Linked DNA regions of Homo sapiens: region 1 is linked to region 2. The links are chromatin loops, found by intact Hi-C in ENCODE. Cell type or tissue: OCI-LY7. All regions are shown on one strand. Links, peaks and the distances in the headings refer to the core of each region. The heading gives the core; the rest is flanking DNA.

Region 1 (12,290 bases), core at 1-8,000, 54 kb before region 2:
TTTTTTTACCTACTTTCTTTTAAAGAAGCGTTAGGGTAAACTACAAATACCTGAGGAGTTGGTTACCTTTTAATGTTGGCTGACAAATGTATGAACTATTATGAAAATTCCCATATTGGGCCCAATTGTATGTTTCTAAAAGTAAAATGACATGGCTTCTTTGATTGGGGAAAACTGATTGGAGTAATTCCTTATTTATCTGAAAGCATATGCCTAGTCTTGACCCACTAGGACTTATGCATCAGTAAAATAAGATCTTGATTTTATACAGACATCAGGGAAATTACCCCTGAATAAACTTTAGACATAATTAGGTACAATAATTTTACCTATTTTTAAATAAAGTTAAAATCTCCTCTAAGTTATTAAAAATGTTAATCAGATATGAATTTTAACATTTCCATTAAGACAATTACAGTTGAAAACATTAAATGACGGAAGTTGCCTTGTAAAAGCCACCCGTATGAAAGGAGTACATGTTTGACAAAAATAAGCATAAAAAAGGTATTAAATCCCTGTTCCTTTTCTCTGATTTTGGCTGATTTATGTGTGTGTGTGTATATACATATACATATATACACACATACATATACATATATACACACACCCACACACACAAATACATAGTTATGTGTATATATTGTTTTGGAATGTCAATGGGTTTCCATAACCGTCGGCTAGGTTCAAGCAGAACTTGCTCCCGAAGCCTAGAAAACAAAGTCATACAGAGTATAATCTTAGACAATTACCATTAAAAGGAGATCATGAATGATGTTACAAATATACACATGGTCACAAACAGCAAGACAGCAAAATGGACTGAGAATCCTTCTCCCCTGAATTCCTGGAGCTGAAATTCTTATGAATGTTGAAAGTCACACTTTATCCAGGATCATCTCTGAGATACACAGAGCATACTTCTCTGGCCCATGTTCCTACAGTGTCTAGGATTTTTCCTCCCTTTTCTCTTTAAGTTCTTTCCTATATGATAGCAAGCAGACAGTCAGAAAATCTCTTTCCTAAACCTCTTCATCACTTTTGGTACATTTTTCCAAAATCACTTTCAGAGAATCATAAAAAAATTCATAAATCTTTAAAGTTTCCTTAACTAGCGAGCCTCTCTCAGGGAAAAGTTCAAGAACAAAACCGGAAGTTCTCATGTTTAGTTCAATGATCTGCTGTCAAAAGGAAAATATAAAACCTCATTTTACTGAACATTATTTTATAGGCTAAAAATGAAGCCTAAATTAAAATATCTCATTGAGGAGGGAGGAAGATAGTGAATTCAAACAGCAGCAATGTTTCTAGAGCTAATGCAAAATAGGCATGATGCTCTTTTATAGAACTTTCATCTACAGCAACAATATGTGAATTATATCAAGCAAATACAAATAAGCAATCCTAAATTCTATCAATCCCCAAACTTTCAGTAGAAATTTCTGAAATACTTTTTTAGAAACACATGCAAAGGAATGGTGTTAGTAGGGGCCAACTCTAATCATGCATACTATGGAAGAGAAATAAAGAAGGTACTAAGGTGCTGAAAAAATAAAACTACTCTGTGAGCAGCATTTCACACTTGTCTTCTGGGAACTTTTTAACCATTTAAAACATCATTCTTAGGGACCCAATGCTACAATGTCCAAAGCACCAGAACAATGCACATAGAAGATGTATTTTGGGATGCAGCAGAGGGTTTTTGCCATTAATCTGCAAGCAATGAACTGATGAACAGCATAAAATGAAAGCAAAAATTAAATAAAGATTTTAATGCATTGTTTGAAGTAAGGGACACTATTTCAAAACTGAAAATACTAATAGGAAACAACTCTTTCTAAAATATTTGGCATCTGGTAGAATGCCACATAACCTGGGCAATTCTCCCAGGATTATTACCTATAAATTAGGAGTTTAGGTAAGGAAAGTATACTTGCATTCTGATCTACTACAATTCATCTACCATTCATTAAAGAATACTATAGAAATCTGTGCCAACTCATGGCCACATTACCTAGTCTTCAACCTCGAAATATTTCTCCCTTTCTTTAAATGCTTATTACTGAATGATGTAATGAAAGCTTCAATCACTAGAAAGACAGAAAAGGGGGAAAAGCTTGGTTTATATTTTAAGATTTCATATGTCTTGTTAAGTTTTGGGCTTAGAATCGATTTGCTGAACAATTAGGACCTCCAAGCAGTAGAAGGAAGGAAGCCTTCCTCATTTCTCCATGTTGCCATAGGGTTGGCAGAATCTCCACTGCTGCCCTCCTCAGCTTTTGTGAAATAAGAGGGATACAGAAAGGTGTGGAGGGCAGGCATGGAACCTGATGGGAAGATTACTGGTGTGCCTCCATCTGCCCAAGCAATCATGTCTAGGTGATGCAAACTTAAAATTCAGAGCTATGTGGGTACTAGAGTGATCTGTGCTCTGGGATTCTAAACATTTAAATTTGATTTTATAATTATTCATGCTATTAAGTAAGAGTAACACCAAAATAGGCACTGGAAAGGGTTACAGAGGAAAGGTTTTATATCTAAATATTTTATTGAGGCTTTAACTTAGGTTGAATATGCGATTAGTTTGAATATACATATAGCCTCCCTGCCTCCCTCCAAAAATAAACCTATTTCCTTTACTCTTAATTAAATGAGCTTATTTTATATCATATATATATATATTTTTTTTTTTTTTTTTTTTTTTGAGATGGAGTCTCGCTCTGTCGCCCAGGCTGGAATGCAATGGCGCCATCTTGGCTCACTGCAACCTCTGCCTCCCAGGTTCAAGCAATTCTCCTGCTTCAGCCTCCCAAGTAACTCGGATTATAGGCACACGCCGCCATGCCCAGCTAATTTTTTTTTTTTTTTTTTTTTGGTATTTTAGTAGAGACAGGGTTTCACCGTTTTGCCCAGGCTGGTCTCAAACTGCTGAGCTCAGGCAATCCACCTGCCTCGGCCTCCCAAAGTGCTAGGATTACAGACATGAGCCACCATGCCTAGCCTACTTAAATGAACTTATTTTATAGCATATATTTTAAAGTTGAAAACCTACAAATCAGGGGTATCCAATCTTTTGGCTTCCCCAGGCCATCCTGGAAGAAGAATTGTCTTGGGCCACATATAAAATACATTAAGGATAGCTGATGGGCTTAAAAAAAAAAAGGCAAAAAATCTCATGTTTTAATAAAGTTTACGAATTTGTGTTGAAAGCCTTCCTAAGCCATATGCGGCCCACAGGCAGCAAGTTGGACAAACTTGCTATAAATCAAATCATTTACTAAAGTGTAAAGAAGACAGAAAGGAAAGTCCTTACCTCACACTTTTGAACATTATATGCAGTCAGGGGACACATTGTTTAAAATTATTTAAGGATGCAGACAATTATATAATATTTGAAAATAAACATGCTATTTAAAAAAATACGTGTTTAAATTAGGAAGTAATTAGACCAATATATGATAGAGGCATCTGTTTCTATGCTATAGTGACAATATCCATGTGAAAAGCAGCTCAAGGTTCTCTTACACTCATTAAGCTGCTTTTTTCAAATAAAAGTGGAGTAGAGAGATATATTTGTGTACATATACATATATAATATCAACTACCAGAAATAATTTATCCATCTCACAATTAAACTGGGAGAAGACTAGATTGTCTTACTGAGTGGGAATGTGGGTATTGATGAAAACAGCCTTGTTTGCTACTGAAAAATAGCTTAAGAAACAAAGAAAGTACAACCTAGGCAACAGAAGAAAAAGTCAGCCAAGGGAAAAGGACAGCAATGTAAGCAGAACCATACTTTTAAAAGGGGGAGTATGAATTTTAGCAAGTTGAAAGGAATTGCTATGATCACCTTCCAAAATGATAAAAATCAAACCGTCAGTTCAAGTGTACACCAAAATGTTCAGTCTGATGAAAGCCAAACACTGACAGTTAAAAAGGAAACAAGAGCAACAGCAGTTTTACCTTAGGGAAAAAACCATCATCCCCTACCCGCCCCTGCCGAGCACTGACGAGGATGCTGTTCCTTTCAGCTTACTTTTATAGAAGGTGGTCTCAGTTGTGACAAGAATTCTGCCATCCAAGTGATGGGTAAGCACACAAACAGAAAGAGCAGCATGTCCTGCGTGATACAGATAACAAAAGCTTCTCCTGAAGAAGTGCAGTCAGTGAAGACAGAGAGAGAGAGGAAGTGAAAGTGAAATTCTTGGAGGGCGGCCACCTCCTCATCTCCACCTACCATCGGCTTTAGCTCTCTGGAATCAGCGACGCCTCCCTTACCAGCTTCTTTCATTGCTTTCCTACTGTTTTCCACAAACTCCTGCAAAATATGGACCATATTGAATAAATTCTTGGGTCCTTTCAGATTTGTTAGTAGATGAATTCTAAAGAACATCTACATTTTTGACTCAATCTTGGTAAATGGATGGCTTAAAAACATAGCAATAAATAATGTTTAGTATCACACATGAGAGTTGCTAAATTTGTAGAAATGGACTCTGCAATTCGCTGATTAAAAAAATCTTCTTTCCATCCATTCATTGTGACAATCTTACTAAGGCTCCAAGAGATAATGTTAGTTCTACCTGGAAGAGAAAATACCTAACATTTTTAAGAGGCTATTTTCTCATACTCAGAATATCATTTTATTTGTTGTTGTTGTTTTTTTCTATATCAAGGTTAAATGAAACAACAAGAACACGTTACTCCATAAGCCTCCACTTTTAAATAACCATAGAAGGTAAAAGAACACATTGATACTGCTAAGCACATAATGCTTTTTTTCTTAACCAAACCATAAACAAACTACTCTTTTTAAAAAAAGTGTCAATCTGACCATGACATTACTTCATGAAGCAGGAAGACAGGGTGTATCAACCAGAACCTATGGTTAGTAGTAGTCGAAATGGGAATGTGCCCAAAGGGAACATTTCTATTCTGTCAACGTTTACGGGGAACTTCTTCATTAAATATCCTCACCATTCCTACAGAGAAAACTGAAGGGTGGAAAACAGTTATTTTTTACTCTGCTTTTGATCAGTGACTTAAAAAACAGTAACACTCTTCTAAATGCTTTAGTCACAAAAGAGATACAATAATCATGATCAAATTCCATTAAGAAAATAACCAGTTAGAATTAGTTTAGACATTAAGAAAATGTCCAGAATTTAGCTGATGTTGCCAGAAAAAGAGAAAATCAGTGCCAAATAGGTCAGCTAAATCATTTGGAATTCTTGCTATTGAAAAGAAAAAAAAAATCTAGGCTGGGCATGGAGGCTCACACCTGTAATCCCAGCATTTTGGAAGGCCGAGGCAGGCAGATCACCTGAGGACAGGAGTTCAAGACCGGCCTGGCCAACATGGTAAAACCCCATCTCTACTAAAAATACAAAAATTAGCCAGGAGTGGTGGCACATGCATGTAATCCCAGCTATTTGGGAGGCTGAGGGAGAACTGCTTGAACCTGGGAGGTAGAGGTTGCAGAGCCAAGACCATGCCACTGCACTGCAGTCTGGGTGACAAAGCAAGACTCCGTCTCAAAAAGAAAAAAAAAAAAATCTAGCTTATTTATTAATACACTTATTTTAGATTTAACTGGATAAAATATGCTCCTGGAAAATGACTTGTTATTTCAATGTATAATGCTTAGTATTCAATATTACCCATTTTGAGATAGAAATATTTCACAGCTTAATAGCAAACTACTATTATTTAGAAAGCATCTTTACTTTGGTAACATTTAACACTGATTATAACAGTACTTAAACCATTTAATAAGGTTTTCAAAATTTTAAAGAAATTTAATTGAGGTTCTAATATGAAAAATCTGCATATATCTGTGTAAAGGTTCAGATCTTGACTAATAAATAACTATACACTCTACCAGTCATGGGTCTGTTATCGGTATTCATCACAAAATGCTTTCAATTTGGCCTACCATATTTAAGATAATGAGTTTTAACCAGGGTTGACAGCAGTAATGTTTGGGGCAGTGGTGGATAGAGAAAGACAGGTAGGCACTAGGACCTGGGAAACAGGATATTTTGTCTTTGAGCCCCATTTCAGGAAAAGGCTAGAAGCTAGTTTAAAAAGTCAATTCAAATCTATCTAACTACAGAGAGAGGGGCAGCAAGAATAGGGTGAACTTAGGACTATTAACCAGTACTGCTCTAGCTAGGTGGATCTGAAATGATCTTGTCCATGCCAAGAAGCCGTCCTCCCTGACTTACCCTAGATTAACCTCATTTATGAGTCAGTGCTATGGGGTTAATTCTAAATTACTCAGTTGCATATAGTGTGAATTAAATATAGAGAATGTTTTACAAAATATTTTTATTGGTATTTTTATCCCTAAAATAGGAAACGGCATTTGAAGTACTTACCATCAGCACTTTATCCATATAGAATTCTCTGCCAGGGCTCCCATCATTGTATTTTGTATCAATGGCAAAACACAAGAATAATACATCCACTACCATTTCATAAATAGACAGGAAGCAATGAGCGACTAGGAAAGCAAAGAGGCAGACGATGATCAGAGGCAGCACCCATACTGTGTAGTCCTGCTGGTAGTTGAGCAGCATAATCCCAGCTAAACCTGTGCTGCAGACTATCAGCACCTGAAGCAGAGAGAACAAAGATCATATTTAATATCCTACTGAAGAAAGCCACTCTTTTTTCACCATTTGCAGACTTAAAATTCTACTATTTATAAATGATGGTTGCATGAGGCCATTCCATCTCAAATGAGGAAATATAATCCACATATTCTCATATACACCCAGAGTTATACATGCTTATCATATAATATAAATTTTAAAATCATACTTTAAATGATTCTGGTTTAAACATAATTAAGTTTTCCAAATGCTATGCTGCACCCTAAAACTTAATCTATTTAGAATCTGTGGCAATTTTTAAGATAAATGTATGCATATTTTAGAAAAAATTTACAAACTCTTAGCACTCAGAAAAAAAGTGATATTTCAGTGTAATGGTATGTATTTTTTCTAAGCATTTTCACATATATGAAATAGTATTATATAAACAAATCACTATAAGCTTTTCATTAATATACATAGAAGTATCATTATAAATGCTTCATATTTACTCAGCTACATAATTTCATTTTATGAGTGATTTAAAATACATGTAACCATTCTCTTACTGTTAGAGATTTATATTGTTTTCAGATATAAATAATGCTGCAACAAACATGTATAGTCTTAGAACTTTTTCTGTGTTTCGTATTTTATTTCACATAGAATATGTGGTAAATATAATTTGCCATGAAGTGTATATTTGGACTCTCTGTGAAGAAAGAGGTTGCCAAAAACATCCATGCTAAAAGAATAAAAGAAATAGCCAATTTAGTTATTGTCAAGAACCACCCACTCTGATGCTTATTTCACATGCAGCATTTTAAATTTTTTGTGGTTTTTAAAATACATTTTATTCCAGCTTTTCAATAACCCTATGAATGGTTTATGGCAAATATTATCATCCCATTTTATAGCCTTGGAAACACACTTACAGATGCCACCCGACCTGAGTAGAAAAAAAAGAGTAGATCCAAGGTCAAGGTCATAAAAGTAGGAAAAAAGAACAGATCCTACTCAAATAATGGTCTTATGATGTCAACTCCAGTGCTCTTTTCAGATAAAAACTCAGAAATATTTGGATATTGATCCACAGCAGTAATGGATTCTACTGAATTCTAGACACACTCTTTCCCAGCTCTTTATTTTGTCTTGTATAAGGCTTTAAGTAAAGGGAAAAAAGAGACCCCTAGAATCATGGCAGCCTCTTCTTGTCTAGCATTAAGAATAATAGGCAGACCATGAATTCTTCTTTGGCATTTTCTCCAATATTTATCAACATCAAGGCATTTCTCATTCACCATTATCTTAACTCGGAGTTAAAATGCATTAGATGATACATTGGTTAAGCTATAAATTGATCCCTCTCTCAGATGCTTCTAGGGAGCAAATCTGGGTCTGCCCAAGCTTTGGAAGACTCCCCACCATTTTTGTAGCAACACACTTATGAATCTTCTCTTATAGTGACTTATTTTCTGGGGTTATTTCCATAGATGGTTAATTACTTCCATTTTTTTTCTTTCTCATTTTCTGGGGTTATTTCCATAGATGGTTAATTACTTCTATTTTCTTTTCTTTTTCTTCTTTTTTTTTTTCGAGACAGAGTCTTGCTCTGTTGCCCAGGCTGGAGTGCAGTGGCATGATCTTGGCTCACTGCAACCTCCACCTCCTGGGTTCAAGCAATTCTTCGCCTCAGCCTCCCAAGTAGCTGGGACTACAGGTGCTCGTCACCACACCTGGCTAATTTTTTTTTTTTTGTATTTTTTAGTAGAGACAGGGTTTCACCATGTTGGCCAGGCTGGTCTCGATCTCCTGACCTCAGGTGATCCGCCCGCCAGGGCCTCCCAAAGTGCTGGGATTACAGGTGTGAGCCACCGCGCCTGGTCATTACTTCAATTTTCTTCCACTCTCCTGGTTTCAATTTTAGAGTGAGTTATTTCCTATACTCTCCAAATCTTGCACATTCACCCTCTTGGAGGGCTGAGGTTCTTCATGCTCTCACCATGCCATTAAAAGTTAAACCCCTTTGAAATGGTAAAGTTAGTTATAGAAAAAAGGTATGGCTCAAACAAACTAGACGCTGAGACAAAAAGCTGGTGAGATGGAAGTTTAGATATTCTCATGCAGGAGGTAACTTCAACAATTAGTGATGTTTAGCCAAAAAAATGTAGTAGTTATTCCCAAATATAATGAAAGAGTGTTATGCACTTATTCAAACAGATACATTAATGGTTCTCAAACTGTAGAAAGGCTAAGAATGCAGATTCCTGGGCCCTAATCCCAGAGTCTGGTTGGTTGGATCCATGATAAAGCCCAGTAGTTTGCATTTAAAAAGTATCCCAGGTGCTGATAAAGACTATGTCTCAAGAAGTACTGGTCTATATCAGTGATCTCCATGGTGGATGGAGATCCACATGGATGGAGATACCCACGTCCTAGGGAGTATTTAACAGGATCACCTGGGACTTCTATTATATTTCTCATACATTTAAAATGTCTTCTTTCGTATGCTTTATAAGACATATATTAGTAACAGCTATATATATATAAATATTTACATTTATTTGATAAATATTTGATAAATAAATGTAAATATATTGAACAACTGTGATCAAACTTTTTTCTTAATAGGGCGCATGACTTTAGAAGTTAAGAGATCCCTAGCTGGGCATGGCAGCTCACACCTACAGTCCCAGCTACTCAGGAGGCTGAGGCAGGAGGACTGCTTGAGCCCAGGACTTCAAGACCAGCCTGGGCACAAAACCAGATTCCATCTCAAAAAAAAGAAAAAAAAATAGACGTTCCTGTTCTAGAGGATAAATTATTGGAATGCAGTAGAAGAGATTCATGCTTTAGGTAGGATGTGGGAAGCAGGAAGGAAAGGAAACTAGTTTTGGAGTCAGAAAGATGTAGATTTGAATTACGGAATTAGTACTTAGTTTTGTAACTCTAAGCAAGTTCATTTAACCATTCTGAGCCTGTTTTTCCATCTTTAAAAGAGACATAACAATACATACATCCCACGATTGTTAAAATAAGCATTCTAAAAGTATTTAATGCAATGCCTGGCAATGTTTCTCCCTCTCTCCCTTCCTTTCTTTTCTTGCCATCATAAGTGCAACATTTATGATGCTCTTTCTCTAGAGAACCTACATTTTGAAAGATATTATTTACAAATAAAATAGCATTTATAAGTAATAATTCATATTCTCAATTTTTATTAACCCAAGTCAAATAAATTGTCAACTAGAAGATATAATTAGTGTGAGAAAAGATATTACCAAATGGAAGTAAAGTAATTTCACACAGAAGCAAAGGAATTTGAGATTGAGGGGTTTTGGGATAGCTTTATTAGGACAAATATCAATACTTAAAAATATTTAAACTGGATTATAAACCTCTATTCTTACCTTTAGGACCCTATTGGCCAGTGACCATATGTTACAAGTCACTAAACTAGAAGAGCTAAGGTCCCTTACAAATCTAATTCACATTCCATAAAAACTATTAGAGTACCATAGAAATGGAACCCATAATGATGTCTTTTTTTTATTTTTAAATTCACAGTTTTAAAATTGAATTTAAAATTTAGAGGTAATTGTGAATTCACATGCAGTTGTAAGAAATAGTAGAACGGTTCCACGTACCCTTTACCCAACTTCCTTCAATGATAACATCTTGTAAAACTATAGCATACTGATATCACAACCATGATATTGACATTGATACTGTGAAGATGCAGAATATATCCATCATCACTGGAACCCTTCACTTTGTTATTTTACAGCTATTTCCCCTCCTCCTCAACCCGATCTCTAACCACAAATCCATTCTCCATTTCCATACTCTTGTCATTTTACTTTTTTTCTTTTTGAGAGTCTTGCTCTGTCACCCAGACTGGAATGCAGCGGTGTGATCACGGCTCACTGAAGCCTCTGCCTCTGGGCTGAAGCGATTCTCCCACCTCAGCCTCCCGAGTAGCTGGGAATACAGACGCACCCCACCATGCCAGGAAAATTTTTGTATTTTTTTGCAGAGATGGGGTTTCGCCATGTTGTTCAAGCTGGTCTTGGACTCCTGGGCTCAAGCGATCCACCCTCCTTGGCCTCCCAAAGTGTTGGGATTACAGGCGTGAGCCACAGAGCCCAGCCCTGTTGTCATTTCTATTATATAAATGGAATTAATCTTCTGGGATTAGATTTTTTCGCTCAGCATAATTCCCTCAAGATTCATTCAAGTTGATATGTATATGAACAATTCATTTCTGGCATCATGTTTTATAATGTTTATTATGATCTATTAGTTGAACTACCTGATTAGAAACAAATTCTGCATGCTAGCAGCCATTGAATTGTAATGAAAAACTCTTTTCAAAAGATTTACTGTATTCTATGACCAGAACTATATTTTTAGGAAAGAAAAACTAAAGAACATTTATATTAAAATGTTAGAAACCCAGAAGATTTCTCTTCCTCTTATTTTTCTCTTTTCTGAATTTCTCAATTAAAAAAATGTATTTATCTTTTATGGTTTTTAAAGTCATTTGAAATATTATAAATATTACATTATTAAAAATATATCTTTCTGGAAAGCAATCTGGCAATGCACATCAAGAACCCTAATTAATTCTAATTCTAGGATTCTGGTCTCAGGAAATAAAGATTGATGTGGGCAAGATTTACACACAAATACAAGCTTTAGGTTAGTAAAAAATTGAGCACAGCTCAACTGTAAAAAACAGAAAACCTGAGGATTGATTAAATAAATGACACAACAGTTGTATAACCATAGTTAGAAAAGTGTTAAGAAAACAAGAAATGCTCATAATGTAACACCAAGTGAAAAGAGGTATACAAAACTGCCTTCTCTACTAGGTTTCTTTTGTTTTTGTTTTTGAGACAGAGTCCCGCTTTGTCGTCCGGGCTGCAGTGCAGTGGCGCTATCTCAGCTCACTGCAACCTCCACCTCCCAGATTCAACCAATTCTCATGCCTCAGCTTCCAAGTAGCTGGGATTACAGGCATGTACCACTATATGCCTGGCTAATTTTTGTATTTTCAGTGGAGACGGGGTTTCCCCATGTTGGCCAGGCTGGTCTCGAACTCCTGACCTCAAGTGATCCACCCACCTTAGCCTCCCAAAGTGTTGGGATTATGGGCGTGAGCCACCGTGCCCGGCCCTCTACTAGATTTTAAATTCTATGTATTGATCAGTATATAACCAGGACCTGTAACAGTCCTTACCACATTACTAGTAGACACTCTATAAAGACATGAATAAAAAGATATAATAAAAAGTTTTAACAGGTCACTAGGCTGCTAAAAAAAGCCAATTTTAGAACATTGTGTTTTATCATCTTTATATTCTTCTCTTTTTTTTTTTTAAGACAGAGTCTTGCTCTGTCGCCTAGGCTGGAGTGCGGTGGTGCAATCTCGGCTCAGTGCAACCTCTGCCTCCTGGGTTCAAGCGATTCTCCGCCTCAGCCTCCCAAGTAGCTGGGACTACAGCCACTCGCCACCACGCCCGGCTAATTTTTTTTTTTTTGTATTTTTTAGTAGAGATGAGGTTTCACCACATTGTTGGCCAGGCTGGTCTTGAACTACTGACCTCAGGTGATCTGCCCGCCTTGGCCTCCCAAAGTGCTGGGATTATAGGCATGAGCCACCGCGCCCAACTCATCTTTTTATTTTTCATT
Region 2 (12,301 bases), core at 2,949-10,948:
AGGTATCTGGCTCATACCTGCAATCCCAGCACTTTGAGAGGCCGAGGAGGGAGGATCGCTTAAGGCTAGGAGTTTGACACCAGCCTAGACAACACAGCAATACCTCACTGCCATATAAGTAAAAAAATTATCTGGGCATGGTGACACATGCCTGTAGTCCCAGCTACTCAGGAGGCTGAAGCAGGAGAACCACTTGAGCCCAGAAGTACAAGGCTGCAATGAATCATGATTGTGCCACTGTACTACAGCCTAGACCACTGCACTTCAGCCTGTCTCTTAAGCAGGAAGAAAAAGAAAAAAACCAGATAACTTAAAAAGACAAAAGAAGGAAAAATAATGCAAAAAGCAGAGAAATAATTTTCTCAGTGATAAGGATAATATTGGAATTAAATCTTATTACCAGGTCTAGTTTTAAGTCACCAATTTAAACAGCAGGATAGGTTCTTTTGAGAAATTCAGAAATTTCAACTTAGGGTTGCTACTCAAATAAGGTATTTAGGCCTCTATACAAAAGGCTCTCTCTCTGATATAATTTTACAGCTTTTCTATTTGCCTGTTAAAATTTTGTCTTCTCTATCCTCCATTGTTGTGCTTCTGGATGCTGTCATTTTTTATGGCTACCTTATTGACTTACTATTCATACAGCTGGCACAAAACCCTAATGGTGCCTTTGTAGCTAGGCACCAATTTAAGAAGTCTGTTTGCTGAAATAATGTTTATTCATTAATACATCTTGAGCACCTACTTTGTGCAAGACACAGTGAGAAATACAAAGCTGTAAAACCCACCAGGAGGGTCTTCTTAACTAGACCTGAACAGGCCACAGTCAGTATCATATTCACTTAGAAGGATACCAGCCTGGAAACAAAGCATACCAGCAGGGGACCATAGGGCATCTCTCCTCCAGTGAACATCTCAGCAGGCCACACCGCCAATAAGGACCTAGTTCTCTTCTAGCCCTCCAGATGACAGCTCAGGTTCAAGGGACCAAGACTCACATCCAGTGGGTTTTTTGAGAAGATATATTGGAAGACAGTTCAAGACTAGATCATAGCTTTGAATGATAGCATAAGACATACAGACTTTTATTTTTTACTATGGATGATTTCCGAGCAAGGGGTTAGCATTGATTGAAGTTCTAGGAATGTTAATATGTCAGTAGTATGTAAGAGAGCTAAAATTAGAGAGAGACTAGAGGCAGAAAGACTATTACATTCCATTAGTGGAATAATAATAATTATGATAATAGCAGCAGCCAATAATTTTTCTTAGCAACTTAATATTTGCCAGATACTGTTCTAAGCATTGTTCATGTATCAAGTCCTCATAACCATCCTATGAAGTATATTAGGTACGAATATCGTCCCTATTTCATAGATGTGGAAACTGAGGCAAGGAGAAGTCAAGTAATTTGCCCAGGGTCTCACAGCCAGTAAGTGGTAGGAGCAACATCTGAACCCAAACAATAGGACTCCGGAGCATATACTTTTAACCACTCAACCACACCACTTGTCAGAGTATACTCACATTGTCTAAAATTCTGGAAAAACCCTTAAGGAAGGGCTCACCCCTCCCTAAGAAACCTTATAATGTTGAGGCTGGTATGAGGCTCAGCAACAACACATGTGGGGATACAATATGGGAATAAAAAATGAGATCGTGAAGAGTGGTTGGCACTTCTTTATTCAAGTACCTACCAAGTGTCCAGTATTCTTCATACATCATCTTATTTAATCTTCATAACAACTTATGAGGGAGTATTATTTTTAATCCACATTTTTTCAGATGAGGAAACCTAGGCTCAGAGAACTTTTACCCTTTACCCTCATTACAGAGCCAGTCAGTGACAGTCAGCACTGGAATCCAGACCCAAATCAACCCATGTTATCCTATGCTGAGGGCATGGAACAACGGAACAGGGATACTGCCAGCCTGGGAGGCTGCAGTCCTCCTGCCTTCAGAAGGCTAGCATCCCCAACTGGAAGACACTGGAGCCATGCTAGTGTGTGTAGAGCTATGGTTCCATGCTGTCTGTCCACCCAGCTAGAAGTTGTACCCACTGGATACCTGGGTCGTTCCTTGTTCCAAGCAACCAGCACTAGCCTGTGGATCTGGGCAGGATCAAGGCAGCTCTGAGGATTCCTACACACAAAATACAAGCATGAAACCTCAAGGAAATTCAAAAAGATAGGCCTCTACAAAGGGTGGTTAAAAAAACGATTCTCTGAAGAGAACTGAGGCAAGCCATGTGGACCTGAGGATGGTACTAGAGATAAAATGCCTCAGAGAACAGAGCTAGATTTCAGGAAACTATGTTAGTTTTCTCAGCTAATTCCTCTATCTTTAGCCTCAAAGTTGCTCACAATTATTATCAGAAAAAGAGCTATGACAGAACGTTAAATTTAAAAAGCAGAACACAAAACTATATACACACCGACTCATTGAAAAAGTACTGATGCTAGAATTTAAATTTCTACTTCTTATTTTTTCTGAACTTTCCAAATTTCCTATAATATGCATATGTTACATTGCTAACCAGGGAGATACACACACACACACACACACACACACACATGCACACACACACACATATGTATGTATATATATTGTTTCAACATATAAAACTTATTTCAATTTTTATATATGTGAATTGAAATACTTTTAACCAATACTTGGGAAGGGGGAACAAGAAATAAATTTTACATAGAGTGGTTTAGTAATTTCCAAATACTCGATAGACTACATCAAAGTCACCTGAGATATTTATTTTAAAAATACTAACTTCCAGAGCACAAAGACCCACTCAGTCAGAATTTTGCCCAGGGAGGGGCCCAGGAATCTGGAGTTTAACAAGCTCCCTGGGTGACTATAATATTTTTTAGCAAGGAAGTCCAAAATTACTTCAATTATCTAAGGTTCCTTGATAATTTATTTAACACTAGGGCAAATTTATATTTAACAAAGAGAACAAGGTGACAGGACATAGATTTGGATGGCCTAATGTCTCACCATTTATCTCTGCAAACTTCTGAACATCACTCAGAGTTTTCAGTTCTTGCCTTGGACACGCTGCTACACACAGTGCTACAGACTTAATCTTCCGGTTTATCAAGTCCAGGTTGCATGGATCCAAAAAGAATACATACCTAAAGCATGGAGAAAAAAACTGAGATATTACTTCACAAAACACATTGTGGGTCCCTGCATATTTGACTAAGCCTAGAGCAAAGAACATCTATTCCACATTCCTCCACGATAAAAATCTCATCATAAATACATTTTAAAAAAATTGCTTATTAACAGACTAACAGTGGGAATAGGGGAATTGTAGGACTTATAATTTTCATGATCTATTTTTCTAATATTTAAATGTTTGTATTGTGCACATGCATATTTCATAATCAGAAATCATCTATTTTAGTTTTCTTCAAATCATTAATTTTTTCTTATTTTGTCAAACTTGTACCAAAAAAAATTATTGGAATATCATAATACTGCTATATAATACAGCATGAATAACAGTTTATATATAAACTGTAAACTTTAGTTAATAAATGTAATTCATTCATTATATATAATTCATATGAACAGAATTATATAATTCCAAAAATGAATATATATTATAGATATCAATGAATATATACAACTGAATATACAAAGTTAAATGGGGACCAGAGGGAAATACACCAACATTTCAACTACAGTCATCGCTGGGTGTTAAAATAAAGTGATTTTTAATTTATTTTACCTTTCAGAATCCGCATCTTTAGAAAGAATGCCAATTACTTTTGAACTGATATAACGGCAGTAAATATTGTTTATTAATAGTTTAAATACTGTCCATTACAGATAGATAAAATAATCCCCAAATCTGAAATTATACCCTTTACATCCTGTATACTTGTATTTTAGAAAAGGGAAGATTAATTAGAAAGCACGCCAAAGCATGTATTTTTAATGTTATAAAGTAGATGAGATGATAAAGATTGTAGATGCTAACATTTGCTCAAAGAGAAAGTAAGGGCTAAACATTCTCAATTGAGATAAGCTAAGTGCAATAACACGGATCAAGGAAGGGAGTACAAGAAGGAATGCTTCCACCTAAAATGAATCTCCAGCCAGGGTTCAATTCCACTGAGTCCATAGGAAGTTTTATAAAATCATGCATCTGTCAATAGCCTTTCACACAGTTAAACTCTGTTGCTATGCAAAATGTGGTTTCAAATCTGGAACAGGAAATATAACCTAATATAAAAATTAGGAGAACAAACTGAAAAGCAGAAAAGGTAAAGTCAATACATATGCTAAAATGGAAACTATAAAGGAAAAAAAAATAAGTAGGAAAAAAAAGGGGGCTACTACAGAGGCCTTTGCAGATCAAGTAACACTGCACACTTCAGCGCAGCAAGGGGACTGGGAACCCGGCATGAAGGTCAGGTATAACTTACCAAACGAAAAAAAAAAAAAAATGTGTGTGTGACCCTATCAGTGACTCCAAACCCATTAATGTTCTATCTATGCAGATAGAAGGAAAGAAAAAAAGCCAGGCAGAAAGATGAGGTTTAGAAGTAGGTTTTGTGGACTGTTTCCATGGCTGATAACAAGGAAGCAGGGCATACAGAGAATTGTTTCTGGCAACTTCTGAGTAGAAACAAGCATTCTCTTACTAATTCTCCCTTCTTCTATCCTGGGCGTCTGACTAAGCATGTCTATGCCTTTGACCCTGTATAATGAATTGCACAAAGACAGATTCTGGACAGGGAACAATCAGGTCCTTGAGAAATGTGTCACAAAACCTTTGAATCAACCACTACTGCTACCACCACCACCACCACTATCACTGCTACCATTGCCATCACCACCACCATCACTACTAAGAATACTTCTTTTTTTTTTTTTGAGATGGAGTTCTGCCCTGTTGCACAGGCTGGAGTGCAATGGCATGGTCTCAGCTGACTGCAACCTCAGCCTTTGAGGTTCAAACGATTCTCCTGCCTCAGCCTCCTGAGTAGCTGGAATTACAGGCACCTACTACCACACCCGGCTAATTTTTGTATTTTTAGTAGAAACGGGGTTTCACCATGTTGGCCAGGCTGGTCTTGAACTCCTGACCTCAGGTGATCCACCCGCCTTGGCCTCCCAAAGTGCTGGGATTACAGGTATGATAAGCCACTGTGCCTGGCCTAATAATACTTAATGATAAAGACTTTTAAAAATGATAGCCAATTTTATTGAGTACTTACTATTTATCAGACACCGTATTAAACACTTTACATGTATTAACTCATTTAACTCTCACAGTAATTCTGTTGTGTGTTTCTCTATGGGGTGGGAGGTGGGCAGTGGAACTGGGATGGGAGAGAGGCATTGAGTACACAGTTCTAAGTGATGAGCAATGCCTTGAGAACCATCTGGGGAAATCACATCACAGTAGAAAAAGAAGCTTAGGGAAAAGGAAAAAAAAGCCAGAAGCTGCCAGGGCCTTGCTGCTGGGCCTAGGCTGGATCAATGACAACCTCTTGAGAATAGATACACTGTCTGTCCTGTAGGCTTCAGCCTCCTCCAAGGGCAAAAGTATCCCTATTATATTTCTAACTTCTTTTATACCTTAAAACATATTCCTTTGATTTATGCTAGTGACTGGGCAGCAACCTTATCCCTTGCTTTAGTCAGACCAATGTGAACTTGCTTTCTGGTTCTCTCTTAATAGTTCTCTGACCTTGGAAAATATATTTATCCTTCTGAGCCTCAGTTTCCTTATCTGAAAAATTACATATCACCGATTTTATAGTTTGTTGTAATGTGATCAATAATATATATAAAGCACCTAACATAGTATGCACTCAGTGATTCGTGTCATTACCATTAAGAATACTATTTGCTTTCCATACATCTTACATTTCATAGTAAGGAACTAAACTCAACCCTTTCTTATATGGGCATAAAACAGGGATACAATACTAACATTCGGTTTTCATTTAGGAAAAAAAAATCTGTGTAGGAGTATTCATGACTAAGGGTAAGGTCATTACCCTTGAGAACCAAGTAGGCCCCCAAAACAGATCCAGCACAAAGAAAACAAGAACAGGAGGGTGAGAAGAATGCTACCATGACTACAACACTGTGAAATTAACACTGCACATTTTTCAGCCTGTGTATATGGTTTGAAAAGATCTAAAAACTTATTTGAATAAGAAATACACATCTTCAAGAAATACACACTCACATACATCACATGTTTACACTCTGTATCTTACCTGCCTTCCATAGTCTAAGAATATATTAAGCTGGCCAGGTGCAGTGGCTCAAGCCTGTAAACCCAGCACTTTGGGAGGCCAAGGTGGGCAGATCGCTTAAGGTCAGGAGTTGGAGACAAGCCTGGACAACATGGTGAAACCCCATCTCTACCAAAAACACAAAAATTAGCTGAGTGTGGTGGCAGGCACCTGTAATTCCAGCTACTTGGGAGGCTGAGGCAGGAGAATCGCTTGAACCCAGGAGGCGGAGATTGCAGTGAGCCGAGGTCGCACCACCGCACTCCAGCCTGGGCAACAGAGCGAGACTGTGTCTCAAAAAAAAAAAAAAAAAAAGAAACAAAGAAGGAAAAGAAAAGATATTAAGCTTAATTCTCTATGCCTTTCACATATTCAAATGCACACACATGAAGTTAAAAATAACATACAGACCTTGACCTTAGGTTCAGATTCTATTAACATTTGTTGGGTGTGTAGGTGTTAGTCACTGTCACATTCAAGAACTTATTTGATCTTTGCAACAACTCTGTGAGGTAGGGGCCATAACTATTCCAAAGATGTTAAAACTGAGGCCTTGAGGCCTAACCACCAGGCCCAAGAGAGCTAGTAGGTGCCAAAGCATGAATTCAAACATAGTACCTCTGATTCTGAGTTTCACTGTTTCCATTCTGCACTATTCCAAAATATTTCCTACAAATATCATTAGTAAATTTAACTGTTCTCTATTAACTTTGAATATTCTGTTTCCAGCATTCTGAAGTTCATCCAATCCATGGCAACATGCTTAAAAGTAATTATACTTTAACTAATTCATATTTAACTGAATATTTATAGGAGGCCAAGTGCTTGTATCAAACCAATTTATGATTTATTAAAACTGCACTTTCTTGCCTTTTGATTGGAAAATGTCCTTAACCAGGTAAATAAATGCTTACATTAGTTTTTCAGTTTTCACTTTAAACAAAATGAACTGATAGTTTTATTTTTAGACAATGAAACAAATAATCGTAATAAGCATGGTATTGACAAACCAGATTATTGTAACTGAAAACTACAGATGAGTATTTCAGCTGAGAGGGTAACACGCAGTATCCACCTACTTTCACTCCCAACAGGGCAAGGATCAGGAAAGAGATGCAGCACATACATTTTGAAAAAGCTTCTCAGGCCAACTCTGATTATGTGCCTTGGCCTCCATACCTCCCCCTTCCCTATGCCATCTCCAAGGTGGAGAGCCCATGTCACAGATAATCCATAAACCTAAGTTAAGAGCAAGTTTGTCGTTGTTATCCTCAGTGAATCTTTTACTAAGCTTATTAATAACTTAAATACAGCTTTAAGTTTCATATCCTTTAGAGGAACAGGAATAAATAAAATACCAAAAGTGAGAATGAAAGACAAGAAGCAGTAACAGAAAAATACTCTATAAACAAAACAGCCTAGACACCTGCAGGCATTGGCATATACAATATGCACATAGCATGATCAGATGATACAGAAATGCATTTGCAAAGGGAATTGCAAAACAGCCTAAGTAAGCTTTGAACTTAAAAGGTAGATGGGAATGGAGAAAAATGCTCAGACCAAACTGCAAAGCAAACATTACAGAGGACAGCTGGTAAGGCATGTAAATGTGTATTTATTACAGTTGGGGTGGTTTCCAGAAATTATCTGAGGAAGAGGAAAAGGTTTATTTTTAAATGGATATTTTTGAGATACAATAACAAATTATCCCAACAGGCAGGAAAAGGAGAGATGTCTGAATAAAATGCTCTGTCTACAAGGTGAACGAGGAGGACAGATGCACCAAAGATGAAAACAGGGAAACGAGACAAAGGTGGGACATTATATCACTGAAACTCAGGAAAAAGGATAAGAGTCAGAAAAGAAGTGACTTTTAAAGCTGCACTCAGAGCAAGATTAAAATGAATGATATGATGCCATAGAAGGTTTAAAACTGGTTTAAACTTCTGTTTTGCTTTTACTTTCTTTACTGAAGATAGGAGAAGGTAAAGAAAATAAGATTCACCAATAATTTACTTTGAGTCACAAAGCATTACAGGCTTTAGCCTCACAACATCCTAATTCAACAAATGATGGAACTGACTGGCAAGCTGGGTGACTAACCTAACTTTCCAGTTCAAACTGTAAAGTGAGAATAAATGCAAAGGAAAGTGAGTTACAGACCAGCAAGTCAGTTGATTAAATCAGTGCAATCTTCTGGGATCCCTGGAGATCCCTAATCTTCTGGGATCCCTGACAGACAAAGCCCTACCTGTACATGATATAGGGCTGTACTCTATGTGGTATGCAACACTCACGTGACAGGAATTAAATAGGATAAGAAAAACTTCATTTATAACAAACATTACTAGGTGTATACTCCTGGGCCAGACCCTTTGGATACCAAATTCATAAAATATAGTTCTTGAATGCAAGTAAGTTACAGTCTAGAGAAGAACACACAAAAATATATACAGTCATTTAAAAACCATGTGATAGGAGGCAAGGCTGAGATGTCAGTGGAAATTGTGTAATTCTGCATGGAGGATAAGGGGTTAGAGAAACCATTAAGGAGGAGGAGGCAGTATCTAAGCCATATTTTGAAATTGAGTAGGAATTTTCCAGACAGATGGGGAAGGGAGCACTCTAGGCAGAGAAAACTGCATGTCTAAAAGCACAGAATCATGAAAGAGCATATTTAAGGAACTGCAAATAATCTGATAAAGTCGACTATAGGATGGGGTATCAAAGAGCTATGCACCAAGGAGAAGCAGGGGATAGAAAATGTAGCCGTCCTTAGAATCTGGAAGATCTTACAGCTCTTCCATTAGGCAACACGTACTCAAATGGCCACGGAACAGTGATACCCTGGTATGGCCAGCCCCTCGAATTGAAGGCTAGAGAGGGAATGGCTGGGGAACAGCAGCGCTGATCCAGAGATGAGCCTTTGCCATTAAATTGCCTCCTGCTGCCATGGCAACTCTGTGACAAGACTTTTTGGAGCAAAAGGTGGCAAGCAGATACTAGATCTGCTGGCCGCCTCCTGCCGAATTTGGCTGCCTCCTGCCGAATTTGGCTGCTCTCCTCTCCAATCAGGATGGAAGCACTGCAGCACTAAAGCTGGAAAGCAGGCTGAAAAATCCCTCTGTCACCTTCTGCTTTAGTGATTCCTGATATGTGTCTTCCCCAGAGGGGAATAAAAATGGAGTCTGATCATTTTCCCAATTATTACCTCATATCAATTTACAATTTATAGCCCCTTTCCACAGAGAGTGTTGCCGTGAGTGAATCATACCAAACTGAAAACCATGACAGCCTAGCGGAGGCTTGCTATTGCTAAACATAGGCTACAGAGAGCCCCGCAGATCTGTACTCCACCCACAGCGGAATTCTGCCCAGAGGAGGCCTCTTATTTCCAGAGGGGCTGGTGTTGGGGTACCAGCAAGGCAAGTCCAGTCATCTAATCTGGGGTGGGACCCAAATGCCCCCAGGAGAGCCCTGTTATACTAGGAAAGAACTATGGGGCCAGCACACCAGAGTTGGTGAAACCCAAGAAACCCAACCCATGAGGTTGCTGACAGGGGTGTGCCTTTCCCCACTGCTTCCTCAATCCTAACTAGGAAGAGGCAAAAATCTCCTAAGGAAGAGGTGCCATTTGTTAAAACTAAAACCTAAGGATCCATCTCACCAACCCCCAAAGAGACAATTGAATTCTAAACAGCATGGCAGCCTCCTCCGCCAGCACTTCTGTAGACCTTCATTTACAGGCAACTGCTAAGAAGAGAAACTTTCATGGCCCTTTCTGGTAATTCACAGCACTGAGAGCTGAAAATAACTTTAAACTGCAGAGGAAGCCCAAGGATCAGACTAAGACAGCAATACTCAGAGAATGTGCACCTCTCTAACCTCACCTTCGCCTGGTCTCCCACTGGTCTCCTTTCTGTTCCTCAAGCAACCTGGCACACTCTCACCGTGGGGCTGCTGCACTGCCTATCTGCCTGGAATGTTCTTTTTCTAGAGAGCAACAGAGCTAGCTCCTTCCCTCCTTTGAAGTCTTCACTCAAAAGACATCTTCTCAGTGAAGCCTTTGCTGGCCAGCCTGTCTAAAACGCCAACTTTCCACTCTGATGTGCCTTCATCTTTCCTGCTTTGTTTCTCCTCAGACTTACACTCGTTCACACACTGTGTATTTTACTTATTTATCTGTTTATTTTCCACCACCACCACTAGTAGAATATCAGCTCCAACAGGGCAGAGATATTTGACTGCTTAATTCATCCCTACATCCTTAGTGCCTAAAATGATGCCTGGAATAAAGAAGAAGCTGCATATTTCCCAAATTAATAAACAGATGGTAATTATATAAGATTTTGCTAAGTGGGGCCAGAGGGGAGTGAAGGTAAGGAAGAAGATATTTCAGGAACAGAGAAATACTCTCGTTTATTCAAAAGAATTTTATCAAACACCTATTCTGCCAGGTGTAGGCCTAAATAAGTACTAAAGATACGATGATAAATAAGACCACACAACTAAGTGTCTCCCTTCTTAGTGTTCACAATCCAGAGAGTAAGAAGACAATTACAAACAGTGTGCTAGTGCTAGAGCAGGGAAAACAGGATTATAGAGGAGGCATCAAACGTACCCCATTAATGGAAAATCAGGATAGGTGTCCTGAGGAAGGGATATCTAAAGCTGGGACCTAAAGAATGAGTAAGAGTTAACCAGTGTGGATGAAAGGGGGTAGGAACAGCGCAGGAACAGAGCAGGCAAAGGCAAAAAGGTTAAAGGGAGCATGGCACAGCTGAAAACAAGAAAATGGTCAGGATGGTTCATAGACGGCTGGACAGGCAAGCTGATGCTAGATCATGCAGGGCCTTATAAATGGTACGCCTGTAAATCCCAGCACTTTGGGAGGCCGAGGTGGGCAGATCACTTGAGGTCAGGAGTTCAAGACCAGCCTGGCCAACATGGTGAAACCCTGTCTCTACTAAAAATACAGAAATTAGCCAGGTGTGGTGGTGTGCGCCTGTAATCCCAGCTACTTGGGAGGCTGAGGCAGGAGAATTGCTTGAACCTGGGAAGTGGAGGTTGCAGTGAGTTGAGATTGCACCACTGTACTCCAGCCTGGGTGACAGAGTGAGACTCAGTCTCAAAAAAAAAGATGTTAGAAAGTCTGGAGTTCATCTTAAAGACACTGGGAAGCCACTGGGAGCTCACCAGCTGCAAGGTGCAGAATGAGTCAGAGGCAAGCAAGAGAAAAGAGACTGGCCAGGAGGCTACTAAATTTCTACCAAGAAATGATGACTTGAACTAGGGTGGGAATGTGAATAAAAAGGAGATTTCAAAAGTTTAGACACAATGAAGAAAACTTTATGACTGATTATACATAGGTGGAAAGGAAAAAAATTAAACATAATGCTTAGCATCTCAGACTAAACGGTTAGGACATTCTGGTTTGGAATCCTGCTCAATTCTGTAAGATAGGGGACTCAGGAGGAGGAGCAGAGTACCGAAGGACAAGGATGACGTTCCAACTGCAGAGAATTTAAGTTGGAGACACCTATGAAGTGTCCAAATGGACCTATACAGTTGGCTGTAGGATTCTAGCAGAGAAATCTGGACAGGCGACAGTGATTTTGGAATAATCGGCATATATAAATGGTAGCTTTCCCCTGGGAGTGCATGAGATCACCAAAGTCAGTGTGTAGGGTTAAGATTCTTAACCTGGGTGAAATCTGTGAGCCTCCAGAAATCATAAGCAAAATCTGATGTGCAAATCCATATGTATTTTTCTGAAGACAGATTTTATACTTCATAGTTTCGAATAGATTGTCAAAGGCCTCGTAAGAGTAAAAAGCAAGATGACGAAAGAGCCAAAGAAGATACTAACATTGCAAAGCAAAGGCATGGAACTGGAAAAGCACGGGGGAAGACTCCCCTCTTTAGCTACAATGCCTGTCTCCTGCTTATCCATGTACCATGGAGGGAGACATAATTGTCAGAATGGCAACCAAGAGTCACTTATAGCAAATGATATTACTTAT

What was found. Peaks named below come from ENCODE experiments on the same cell type or tissue, not always from the same donor. Only the 100,000 strongest peaks of a DNase experiment are listed, where the experiment ranks them.
Region 1: it touches region 2 in a loop (1.9-fold over the local background); 3 of 110 quality-filtered maps call a loop at or near these places.

What each region holds. Positions count from the first base shown.
Region 1 is chr9:105,377,450-105,389,739 of GRCh38, reverse strand. It overlaps SLC44A1 (solute carrier family 44 member 1), which reads right to left. Exons shown (of 16, transcript NM_080546.5): 14 at 6,381-6,617; 15 at 4,238-4,318; 16 at 1-707. The coding sequence ends at 684. Among named protein-coding and RNA genes, the nearest start is that of FSD1L, 64 kb to the left of the region's middle. In OCI-LY7, for the core only: no CTCF peak of the experiment used is centred there; a DNase peak (open chromatin) is centred at 4,159; H3K4me3 peaks cover 784 bases; H3K27ac peaks cover 565 bases.
Region 2 is chr9:105,326,408-105,338,708 of GRCh38, reverse strand. It overlaps SLC44A1 (solute carrier family 44 member 1), which reads right to left. Exons shown (of 16, transcript NM_080546.5): 4 at 3,010-3,146. Among named protein-coding and RNA genes, the nearest start is that of SLC44A1, 88 kb to the right of the region's middle. In OCI-LY7, for the core only: no CTCF peak of the experiment used is centred there; a DNase peak (open chromatin) is centred at 7,748; H3K4me3 peaks cover 1,178 bases; H3K27ac peaks cover 2,219 bases.